2 separate regions of the Homo sapiens genome follow, and region 1 is linked to region 2. Evidence: chromatin contacts called from ENCODE Hi-C or POLR2A ChIA-PET data. All regions are on one chromosome and are shown on one strand. Each heading gives the region's core, a stretch centred on a gene start or an enhancer-like site at or near the end of the contact. The rest is flanking DNA. Distances are from core to core; before and after follow the strand shown.

What was found. Hi-C counts contacts between places; a loop is a spot of excess contacts on that map. ChIA-PET counts read pairs that join two places held with the same protein, here RNA polymerase II (POLR2A).
Region 1: a map of esophagus muscularis mucosa shows a loop between it and region 2 (2.1-fold over the local background). The contact joins the promoter of SATB2-AS1 here to the enhancer-like site in region 2. A Hi-C loop is called at or near these places in 2 of 168 maps with a recorded cell type or tissue (HepG2 and esophagus muscularis mucosa). POLR2A ChIA-PET finds 5 or more read pairs at or near these places in 5 of 52 experiments (A673, AG04450, H1 and 2 more).

What each region holds. Positions count from the first base shown.
Region 1 is chr2:199,466,746-199,471,937 of GRCh38, forward strand. SATB2-AS1 (SATB2 antisense RNA 1) reads left to right here and starts at 1,353. Exons shown (of 2, transcript NR_026830.1): 1 at 1,353-1,516; 2 at 2,862-5,192. It also overlaps a transcript of SATB2 not described here. RefSeq lists a silencer at 4,793-4,982.
Region 2 is chr2:199,429,231-199,434,906 of GRCh38, forward strand. SATB2 (SATB homeobox 2) reads right to left here. Exons shown (of 11, transcript NM_001172509.2): 3 at 4,108-4,284. Among named protein-coding and RNA genes, the nearest start is that of SATB2, 26 kb to the right of the region's middle. Within about 2 kb of position 4,381, at least 3 of the 41 ENCODE cell types and tissues checked have a DNase peak (open chromatin) inside an H3K27ac peak, as active enhancers do.

The DNA of each region.
Region 1 (5,192 bases), core at 103-2,602, 34 kb after region 2:
TTGGTTTCAGTTGAGCTATTTTCTGAAGATGTGGATACTCCAGTTTTATTCTTTTTCTGTCTGTGTCTCAGTACTCTTTTCCTTTTTTAAGAATGTTCCCCAAGCCTGGCTTTTGCCAGACCCTGTGCCATCTCCCCAAGCTCTATTTACAAGAACAAGAAGTGATTTGTCTGTTTATAGCAGGTTTAATTAAGACAGTTATGCGCCGTGAACTCTTTGGGCCTCAATCAATGCACTTAGATTTGGAAACTCAGATAGAATCACATCTTACACGTGCGGCCCCGGCTGGCCGCCCAGGCTGAGGACAGAGCTATTGTTTTCTACATCAGCCTCACTGGAACTGGGCAAGTCCCCTGCAGAACTGGCACCCCCTGCTCCTCCCAAGAGACCTCAAGTCAGGTCTCCCGGCCAGACTCAGGCCTTTCTAATACAGGCGTGAAGGGCGGGACGCCCAGAGCCCTCTTGTTGGCCGGTGGCTAAGGAGCCAGGTGGATAACTTCTGCGGATTCGGCTTTCAGGCTGCTGGAGCTCTCCCCAGCCCGAGGCCTTAGCCCAGCGCAATCCCTTGTCCAGACCGGCCAGTTTCCGCGTGGCGAAAAAGGGGGAGGCAAGTGTGTCTTTTCCAAGGAGCTTTTATCCAACAGCCTCCCCTCCCCCCAACTCTCAGCCTTAGGTGCCGGGCTTCAGCCGAAGCGTTTTTCAAATTTGTCATCATTGGAAACCTCGGACAAGTGGAGTGTAAAATTTTGAGGGTTTCCAGGTAGGCTCTGACTTCAGGCATTCAATGAAAGGGGAAGAGGGCTGAGGGCGGGGGAGAGAGACAAGCACAGAGGGCTCCCTGTAGTCGGCAGGAATTCCCTCCCTCTGCAGCCCAGCTGCACCCACTAGCACACACTAGTCTTGCCTTCTCCCGGCTTTGGAAGAATCCCCACCACATTCTTTAGCTCTCAGAAAGGAGAGGGCAGTCAGGTCAAGGTCTTTCAGCATCCCTACCGCAATATACCCCTCCCAGCCCCCTCACCACCACCACGTTGGCCTAGGACACAGGACCCCGGGGCCAGGGCCTCAGTGACTGCAGCTTATGCCACCTAATGCAGAATGGGGTGTCCCTGCCTCCACTGCTCCTCTCGGTCTCAGCATCCAGGTCCTGAAACCCCTGCGATTCTGGCCTGGGAAGCCAGACTTGCCACCAACATCATGGTATCACCCATAATTGATCCACTCAGTTTTCAGTAGATGTGGAATCCAACAAGAGTAACACCACCCTCCACGCCCCACTCTTTTTTCTTTCTTTCTTTCTTTCTTTTTCTTTCTCTCTCTCTCTCTCTTTTTTTTTTTTAAGAATCCAAGGCACTTGAAACATTCTGAGTGTGCCTGCAGTAGGGTCTCAGAGGAGTTGCTCTGAAAGCTGTTGAGAGCAGCCACCTTTGCTGTCACTGAGAGCTTGGCAGGGTCAGCTCTGGTGGGCCGTTTGCACCCAGGCTCTGATGGCACCAGGATGGCTTCCTGCAACCCGGTAGGAGGACTGGGGTGGGTGGGTCCAGTATTTCGTTTCTTCCTCTTCCTTTTTTTTTTTTTAATGTCCCTCTTTATTTCTATTGAAGACTAACCTCAGTATCAAAGGGTGCACTTGTTTGTCCTAAATGGCTTGTAGCTCTTTCCTACTCTGCCACAGGACATTAGCTCTGGGAGCACCGCCTGGCAGGGCCTTCGCTTTGGGCCTAAGCATCCAACTGAGGCCCAGCAATTCCACCTGTGGGGAATCTTGCAGTGAGGTATTTGTGCATCAGGAGTGGGGAGTGAGGGAGAGAGAGCTGGGCTGGTGCAGTATCCACTCTCGCACCTCCTCCCTGAGCGGAGCTCCAGTATAGACTAAGTGAATGAATCCATGAATCAGCTCCATAGCCGAGGGGTAGAAGAAGCAGCCGTCTTCGTTAAATGGGCTGTTGGCAGTTGCGGCTGACTGCTCTACCCCTCGCAGGCCCGCCTCTGGGCAGGCCTGAGGTGGCCCTGGAGCCCCGCCAGCAGCCCCCGCCCCTCAGGCCAAGCTCTGGCCCTGGCAATCTCTGCACTTTGTCATCACGCCCGAGTATTTGACATTCGCAATTATCTGCAAATACCCTGATCAGTTTGTATATGAAACACTTTTTTTCCTGCCTTAAGGTTGGAATCTGGTAAGTTTCAGACAAGTGGTTGCAGGGGGAGATGACCCAGGGGACCGTGCGGGACAGGGCCGGTGAACCCGATTCCGCGAGGCGGGCGTCTCGAAGGGACTGGTCTGCGTGCCTCACCGGGTTCCCCAGCCTGGCTCCGAGGAAAGGCCGCGCGGAGGCGAGAAAGGGCCCACATCTCGAGTCTCCAGTCTCTCCTTGAAAAGAGCACCCCCTAATCCCGGAGGAAGGGAGGGTGAAGGAGGAGGGGAGAGCCCACTACAGGCAAGGCAGGAAGGTTAATCATTTTGTTAACCGGAAAGGGTGCTGCCCCGCCTGGCCGTCGTCACCGAGCGTGTCAGTCACCCGCTCTCGATTTCGCCGCAGAATTACCTGCTCAAAGAGCCACCCCAAGAAGCCCTCAGCTCCGAGGTCTTCCCGCCCGTCGTCTGCGGGAAGTAAACGGCGTCCTCCCTCCAAAGAAGTGGATGCCCCTTCGACTCTCCTCCGCCCCCCGGCGGTTCCTAAATCTAGGAAAGCCAGCCCCGGCATCGCTCACTACTCCTGCACCTCAGCTCTGGGATACCCGCTCAGTACAGACAGACCATCAACCAAAAAAGAAAAGAAGAAAAGAAAAGTGGTGGTGGGGGTGGGGGTGGGCAGGGAGCGTAAAGTAGCGAGATCACTTATTTGACTCTTCTGTTTTCTTAGGAACCTGATCCTGGCCCCCGGCAGAGCATAAGGGCCCGAGGCCAGGGACCTAGAGGCCGGACCAAGTTCGCGCGAGGTGTTCACAGCCTAGGCGCCCCGGGCTTGGCTTCGTACTCTGCAACAAGCCAAGCTCCCTTGCCACGAGTATATCAGCAACTTCAGAAATAAACACCAGCGAAACCCCTTCCCACATTAGCTTGTTGCTGTGCTACTGACACTGGGCTTAGTCGATGTTCACACCTATTACATTTTTCCGGAAAGTGGGAGGAGCAGGGGGTAGAGAAAGCTGTGTGTATTGAGGGAAGGGGAGATGTGTGCAACACCTTCCAGAAAAATGGGGAGGTAGTTTAGAAAGTTTTTCTCTGTAACAGCACAGCTTCTGAGAAGGCAGAGAGAAGAAAGCAGACAGGAAACGAATCCCTTCCTCCTCTCCCCTTTACCCCCTTCCTTCACTCCCTAGACCAAGCTGGTCACCCGGCTGGGAATCAAGATTGTGTGGCTGGGAAGACACCAGTCTCTGTGCTCGGGTTCAGCCCAGTCGGGCAAGAAAGTCTGGGCAGCTGGAGAAGGTCGTCACAGTCTCCCGTGGAATCTTGTTGCCTGAGAGCCCCATAACGGAAAGGGCTAAGACGACTCTTCCACACACAGGTCGCAGCCCCTGCCGCGGAGGATCCCCAGGAAGATGCTGGGGACGCTCTGAGCATCGGCCTTTCTTTACCCCCGACTCCCTGGAGCTTGGTCTCGGGATGCCAACTTGGGGCACGGAGGCGACGGGCTGCTCCGAAGCTGGAGGGTTTCTGCTTGGGTCAGAGGGATCACGACCTCAGCAGAGCCAGGAGAGGTTGGGTGACACCCACTGCGTATTGCACTTGACTCAAAACTGCCCTCGGCCTGCGGAAGAGGCGAGGGCAAGAAGCCTGGTGGCGGGTCAAACCTTCACCCTATTATTTTCTATCATTTTTTATGCCCATATATTTGTTAAATGTATGGCTGCTATACACCAACAGCTTATTCTACAAGAAGTGCCCCCGAGGAGGATTGGGTTAAGCTTTGCAAATTTGGCTTCCCAGGTAATGCGCTTCATTATTCTGCTCCCGACTTACCCACCACACCAGTGGGTACCCGGAGCAGCACCCACTTGGCAGAACTGATGACTGCTTGGGCCCAGCGGAGTGCGCATTGCGCTAACACGCGCACGGGAATTGCACCCTTGCCGGAGCCTCCGCACCGTGCGCCCTTCAAAGAGCTGGCGACCCCGCTCACGTGTAAGCAACCTCCCACTTTGAAACTAATTCGCACCCGGGTCTTTCACCCCAAAGGACTTTGCTGCGGACGCTGCTCTGACCCAAGACGCGGGAGAGAAGTCCCAAAGGCTACAGCCAGGGGCTGGGGGACTCCTCTGCTCACCTTAGTCCTTGATTTCGAAGGCCCCAATTAACTATCTGTTGTGTCAGAATCGGCGAGTGCAAAGTAGCTGCGCCCCGCTGACGCGCTCTCTCCTGGGTCCGGGTATCCCAGGGCATCCGGAGCTGGGGAGGGTTGTGCGGACTACCCAAGGCACGCGCAGATACCGGGCAGGGAAGAAGGGCTCCGTGTTCCAAGGATGGTCGTTTACCTCTCCTGAGATCAGCCCTAATCCCTTGGTAACTTAAGCGCCTCTGAACTCGGGGAGCGCTTGGTGGGGCGCCTCCCTGCATCCACCCCTACCCCTGGCTCCTTCCCAGGCCCAGCATCTTTCCCACCATTCTCACCCCCACCACCCCCACGGCCCCGCCCGTTTAGAGGCGTGCGGTGGGCACTTGGTTTACAGAACCGGCGTTTCAGATGTTTATTTGCAACTAATTTCTTGTGCTGGAAAATGCTTGTTACCCGGGCGGAGCGCTTCCGCTCTGCGCGGTCCGGCCCGGCGGGCGGTAGCTCGCTGATCCCTCCGGCGAAGCCTCCAAGGAGCGGGCGGCTGGGAGAGGTTGTGCCACCCGGGACCAAGCCATCGGCGCTGCTCCGGACTCCCGGTAGGGGGAGCCGCCGCGGGCGCCAGGCCGGATTGTGTTCTGGCCTCGGGGCGGCCCTGCTGCCAGCGGCCGGGACTCTCAGCACAGAGCTCGGGAGGACTCCACCTGCTCTCCAGATAAGGCGCCATGAGCAGAGAAGGGAACAGACGGCCAAGCTCCCTCCTAATTCCCCGTTGTTGCAGAGCAAAGAAGATGGGGGAGAACTAATTATATTCTCTAGGTCTAAATATTGTTGAAAAATTTGTAGGTGAGATCACCTCCTTTGCCCATATCCATATATAATATATCCATTACATGTGTTTGCCCATATATATACGTA
Region 2 (5,676 bases), core at 3,131-5,630:
CCCATTTATTCAAAGAATTCATGAAGGAAGTAAAATTTGATATTTACTTTTTTTATTAGAAAAAGAAGAAAATCCCACATAATCCCATCACCTACTCTGCTGATTATTCTAATACATTGCCTTCATCCTTCTTCCATGCATATATGTGGAATTTTATATCACTGAGAATGTACTTGGCACCCTGCTTGATTCACATAACATTTATTAAAGACACCTTTTCTGTGTTTTAGAAACATTATTTAAATGACTGCATGAATGTAATTACTCCAATATAAATAAGAAACAGTGACAATTAATATACCCCTTCTTAAACATATAATTTTGACCTTAAAAAAAATCCAGTCAGAAAGGATTTTTGCTTATTTGCTAAGCACGTTTGTTTTAAAATAAAATTGTCGGCCAGGCACGGAGGCTCACGCCTGTAATCCCAACACTTTGGGAGGCCGAGGTGGGCGGATCACCTGAGGTCAGGAGTTCAAGACCAGCCTGGCCAACATGGTGAAACCCCATCTTTACTAAAAATACAAAAATTAGCCAGGCTTGGTGGCAGGCGCCTGTAATCCCAGCTATTTGGGAGCCTAAGGCAGGAGAATCGCCTGAAACCGGCAGGCAGAGGTTGCAGTGAGCCAAGATCGTGCCCCTGCACTCCAGCCTGGGTGACAGAGCGAGACTCCGTCTCGAAATAAATTAATTAATTAAATTAATCAACAGTCAATTTTAAAATTTATTTTAAAATTAACAGAAAGTAGGGGAGAGATAAAATGCCCACTTACAAATTAAATCAAACAAGCACAGTGAGGCATTACCTTGCCATCACGGCTGCCTCCCAAAGCCCACCATTCACACTGCCAATATGAATGAATAGCTACTCAACCAGTGGACTCCAGAAATCTCTGGACAGTGTGGGGAGCTCCATGGCTACTGCCAAAAGCCTTATGGGGAAGAACTGAAAGGATGAAAAGGAAAGAAGAAAGAATAGTAAAGGAAGTGGTGAGTTTTAAGTTGGGAGAGTGGGGCAGTTCCCAGAATAGCAGCAGTACCCTGGATTAACATGCCTCTTTCAAAAGACTTTCAATGCAGAGACGTGTACTCACGGCCCATCATACATATAGTATAAAGTATGCTTGCCATTCATTAGACCTCAGTCCAGCTATTCTGGTAGAAGCAAAGGGCCTGCCAGCTTTCGGCTTTCTACATATGCAAAACAGCAAGTCTGATGAATCCTGCATTTCATATCCTTGAGAATCAGAGTTAACAGAATGTGTGTTGGGAAATGGAGGTTATGGGTCAGCTAGAAACACAGTTACCATGGTTTATGACAGTATCTTTTACACTATTCTCTCTTAGGTACTAATATCTAGCCTTCAAATAAAGGTTATTTTAACACAGGGAAAGAAATCCCTAAACTCCATTTTAGTAGAATTTCTATCATTCTTTAGGAGGAAATATTCTTTCTTAATAAAAATTCAACTCACCTGGAGGGAATACCCTCTGAGAAAAAGAAACTGACTATCCTATGTTCACAAGATCATGGACCTGCTGCCCTGTCATTGGGACTTGAGGACTATTCCAAATAATGACATTGCTAACGTATCTCCTCCTTTACAGGCAATCTGAAATACTCTTCCAACTCAATTACTGACACTCTTTTCTGGTCACATCAAAATGAAAAATCATATTTCAAGAGTCTTGATTTTTAAGATGGCTAAAGCAACCCACTATCCTTGCAGTTTAGTTCTGCCCAACTTTTCCAGCATAGGAAAAAGAGATTCAAGAATACTGCCATTTCTCTGCTTTAAATGGATTTGCCAGGAAGTCCCTCAAGTCCTCATCTTGGAGGAATTACATAAACATGAAACAATCAACAAAGTCAAACAAAAATGAACAAAAAACTACCCCCATAAAACTTCATGCCTTCAGTCATCAAAAGTCATATTTTGTTCTACCTCCTTTTCTATCTTTTTCACACGCTGCTGTTTATCCAGCATATGAATTACCTGTCTTATCATGCATACTATTTGGTCTACAATAAACACGCAGCAAACAGCATACTTTTAATGATCTGAATGAAGACAATGATCTAATATATTTATTTCAAAGTAAACAATTCTAAGTTTTTCCATTTCCCCAAAACACAGATCAGCAGCCTAATTTAAAACAAACTGATTTTTTTCTTTGTGAGATTACAGTACGAGACTGAGTGATAAAATCTTTGCTTACCTATAAAATAAAGTATATCTGTACTCTAGAGCACCTTAAGAATATTGATTCAACTTATAAATAGTAGAATATTTAGCATTTTAGCCTTAATATTCAAAAACTTTGAGGACGCAAATAATCACTTTTGACTTGTTCCCTGTTTAATAATCCTCCACTGTAGATGACATTTATTTGCTCATATATCTCACCTTGGTGAGTAGAATTCTTAGTCCAAATCCCTGAAAGGAATAGTGTGGCTCCCTAGTGCAAATTTCCTGAGAGCCCCTTCCCTCAGTATGTGCCAAGAATCAAATCTTGGCCACTTAGTGCTCTGTGTTCCACATGTGAGCTCGCGACGCGCTGAACGGCTGTGCTAACTGAGATGGATGGCCCTGTCAAACAGGAAGCTGGCACACCAGGGTGCAAGCAGTGGGATACAATGACCTTTACATTCAGAGAAAAATATCCCTAAAGTGGCATGAAAAGTTTGTGGGGGGAAGGGAAGGGAGATTCTTTTATTTCATTTAAGTACATAGCATGACATAAAAGCAATGGTGCCCAGTATGCAATTTGCTCAGGATCAAATCGTGAATCCCTCACACAAGAAGGAAAGTCGTTGGAAAAAGGAAATGAATCATCCTTTATCAGGCTGCTTTGAAAGCACTGGACTCTACGATTCAGCTATATCACTGCGCCCAGCCTGGCCAGCGCTCAGATTCAGACTGCGCTGGGATTCACAATAACTAGTAGGGTACTACCTGCCCTGGGAAAACATTCCTAATTTCAATTAGGTTGCTTTCTTGATAGAACTAAAGTATAACTTAAATACTTAAAATATTTCCTAAAAAGCAATCATCTACTTACAGAATCAAATTCAAGAGCTTGGGAATTTAAATCCCTTGGTCACCACATCTGTAACTTTATATCAATGTTTAATCTCTCATAGTATCCTTATTGGTACAAATGAGGCTCTGACTGATAGTTCTTAGGAATTATATGAAGAGAAACTCATTTTAAAAAATAACAAACATCCTTGGCATCTTCACAAATGTTAACTAAAGATAGTAATACAGGACACTAACATATAAACTAAGATCTGGAAGTTACGGATTTCTCTCCTTTGGTTATAACCATAATCATAAACAATACAATTCAACCATTTCAGCTGAAAAACAAGAACAATAAATTCCATCAGATCAATTTTTTTTTTTCATCACTCAAGGTTTGGGGAGAATTTTTGTTATTATTTGTTTTGTCAATTCTTTGGCATGACAGAACAATGGGCTATACTTCAAAATGAAACAACAGAAGCTCACAACGGGCTCCCCAGTATTGTACAATACGCACTGAAATAATGATGCAATTTTAATATTTAATCAAATAAGTGAAAGGAATTGATCATAAAGACATGGCAATATTTTTTAACTAAATGGACTGCATCAAAACTACAAAACAGTTTTCAAAGAAACAAAAGGATAAAAGACATCCATTTTTTTTTCTGTTTAATTAAAAGCTTATTGCAAAGTGCAGAAGCCACAGGCCCAAAGCAATAAATAAATTTGGAAAACTGAATGCTTTATAAGTCATGTATTATAAGTTTGGATAAGTCAGGAGTTAAATATCTCAACATTGGTCCTAACTTAGAGAAAATAACAGTGTTATAAATGCAAAAAAATCTATGATCGGTTTGAAATGCAAGTTGATTTTGTGGCTCCAGAAGTGCTGGTCAAATGCTTCCCAAAACAAGAAACAAGACCTTCTACAAGAAATATTCTACTGCTCACTAGGAAATGCTAAATCTGACAATTCTCCTTCAACCTTTGTTTGGAGAACTATTTCAGAAAACATATTCTTCCTCAAATTATGACACACAAGAGACTTGGGAGGAGAGGGGAGAGGCATTAATACCTTGGGCCTGGGCCGCAGAGCTGTGAGAATACCCCAGGGCCAGGAGCGCAGTCTCCACCAGCTGGCTAAAAAGCACATCTTTCCGCACCAGGACAAACTCGGCGTGTTCTTCTCTGTTGTCATATTCAAGAGAGCCGTCCAACTGCTCCACGACACAAAAGACAGGAATCATCAAACCTGAAGGGACAAAATTCAAGAGCAAAACACAAACATTAAAAAGCAAATCTCAGTCACCACGATGAGAAGGGAAGCAACAGTTATAAAAGTCAGTCATCTGTGATCGACAGTGGTTTAGATTAAACAAGCCTCTTAGTCATATAGGTCTAATGGAAAGCTGTGGGTTTTCCCCCTCTATTATTACAGAATTGCCCAGGGCAGTGGCAGAAGCCCTTAGATTCCCGTCATTTTCACCAATTAGAGGTGTCCTGGTACATAGGTGAGATGAAGGTGACCACACAGACACTCGAATCTTTTAATGTCTATAGTTTTATCATTAACTATCAGCACTAGTATTTTCAGATCAGATCTGCTCTTGTCTAAAAATCTATTTCAAAGCTTCCAGTTGTAATAAATATATTACTTTTACACGTAAAAGTAATATATTTCTCTTTAAATATATTACTTTTACGTGTAAAAGTAATATATTTCTCTTGTCTGGAAATATATTTCAAAGCTTCCAGCTCCTTCCTACTAAGGTGGTATTGATTTTAAGGCCTAAGCTGTTATGTGAATATAATAAAGTCAATAGAAATTTAAAATAAGTCCCTCTTACGTGCTGTTGTTTTTTTAAATCCTAGTAAATAGGTTATCAACTAGCCTGAAAATAACATGATCATAAACATCTTAATTTACATTTATGTCAAAATATGCATCCAAATACAAAAGTTTGCCTATGTAAAATTATTTTATACATTAACATCAGTTACTGGAAAGGGAGTATCTTTTCTTGTGTTTTCAGAGAAAATAAGTAAACTACCCTAAAGAATAAAGCAAATTAGTCTAGTTGAAAATCTGTTGAAATCTGTTGTCACTGAAATATTTCTCTGCTTTGTATCAAAGTGTGAAAAGCTAAAAAATGTTTAATTCACCAAAGATTTTTTTAAACTTTTTTTTTATTTTTAAAAAAGTCATACAGGCACTTAAATCTAAACATAACCAAGGCAGAAGAAGATCAAAGTTTTACCAACATACAAGTAATAAACATGGACCCTGCCTAATGTAATTCACACAAATTAGTATGTTATGGGTCTTCTTTTTGTGCAAGAAAAATTAAAACTTATGAAGACTGGGTGAGTAGGCAGACGGGGGAGGTAGAAAGTCACATGGTCATGGTGAAGGTACTTCACAACAAAAAGAAGACCTCTGTGTGAAATGACTAGATGGGAGTATGGCCCCTGACACATAGAATGCATAGGAGTTTTCCAGAACCCCCTCCCTGTGGCCTCAACCCTAGAAGCCTCCTGACTCACTCTGATCTGGAAAGCCAAGGGTGGGAGCAGATACTCTGCAAACTACTGGGTTACAGATTGAGGTATTTGTTCTAAAGATAATACAATGGTGCAACTGGTT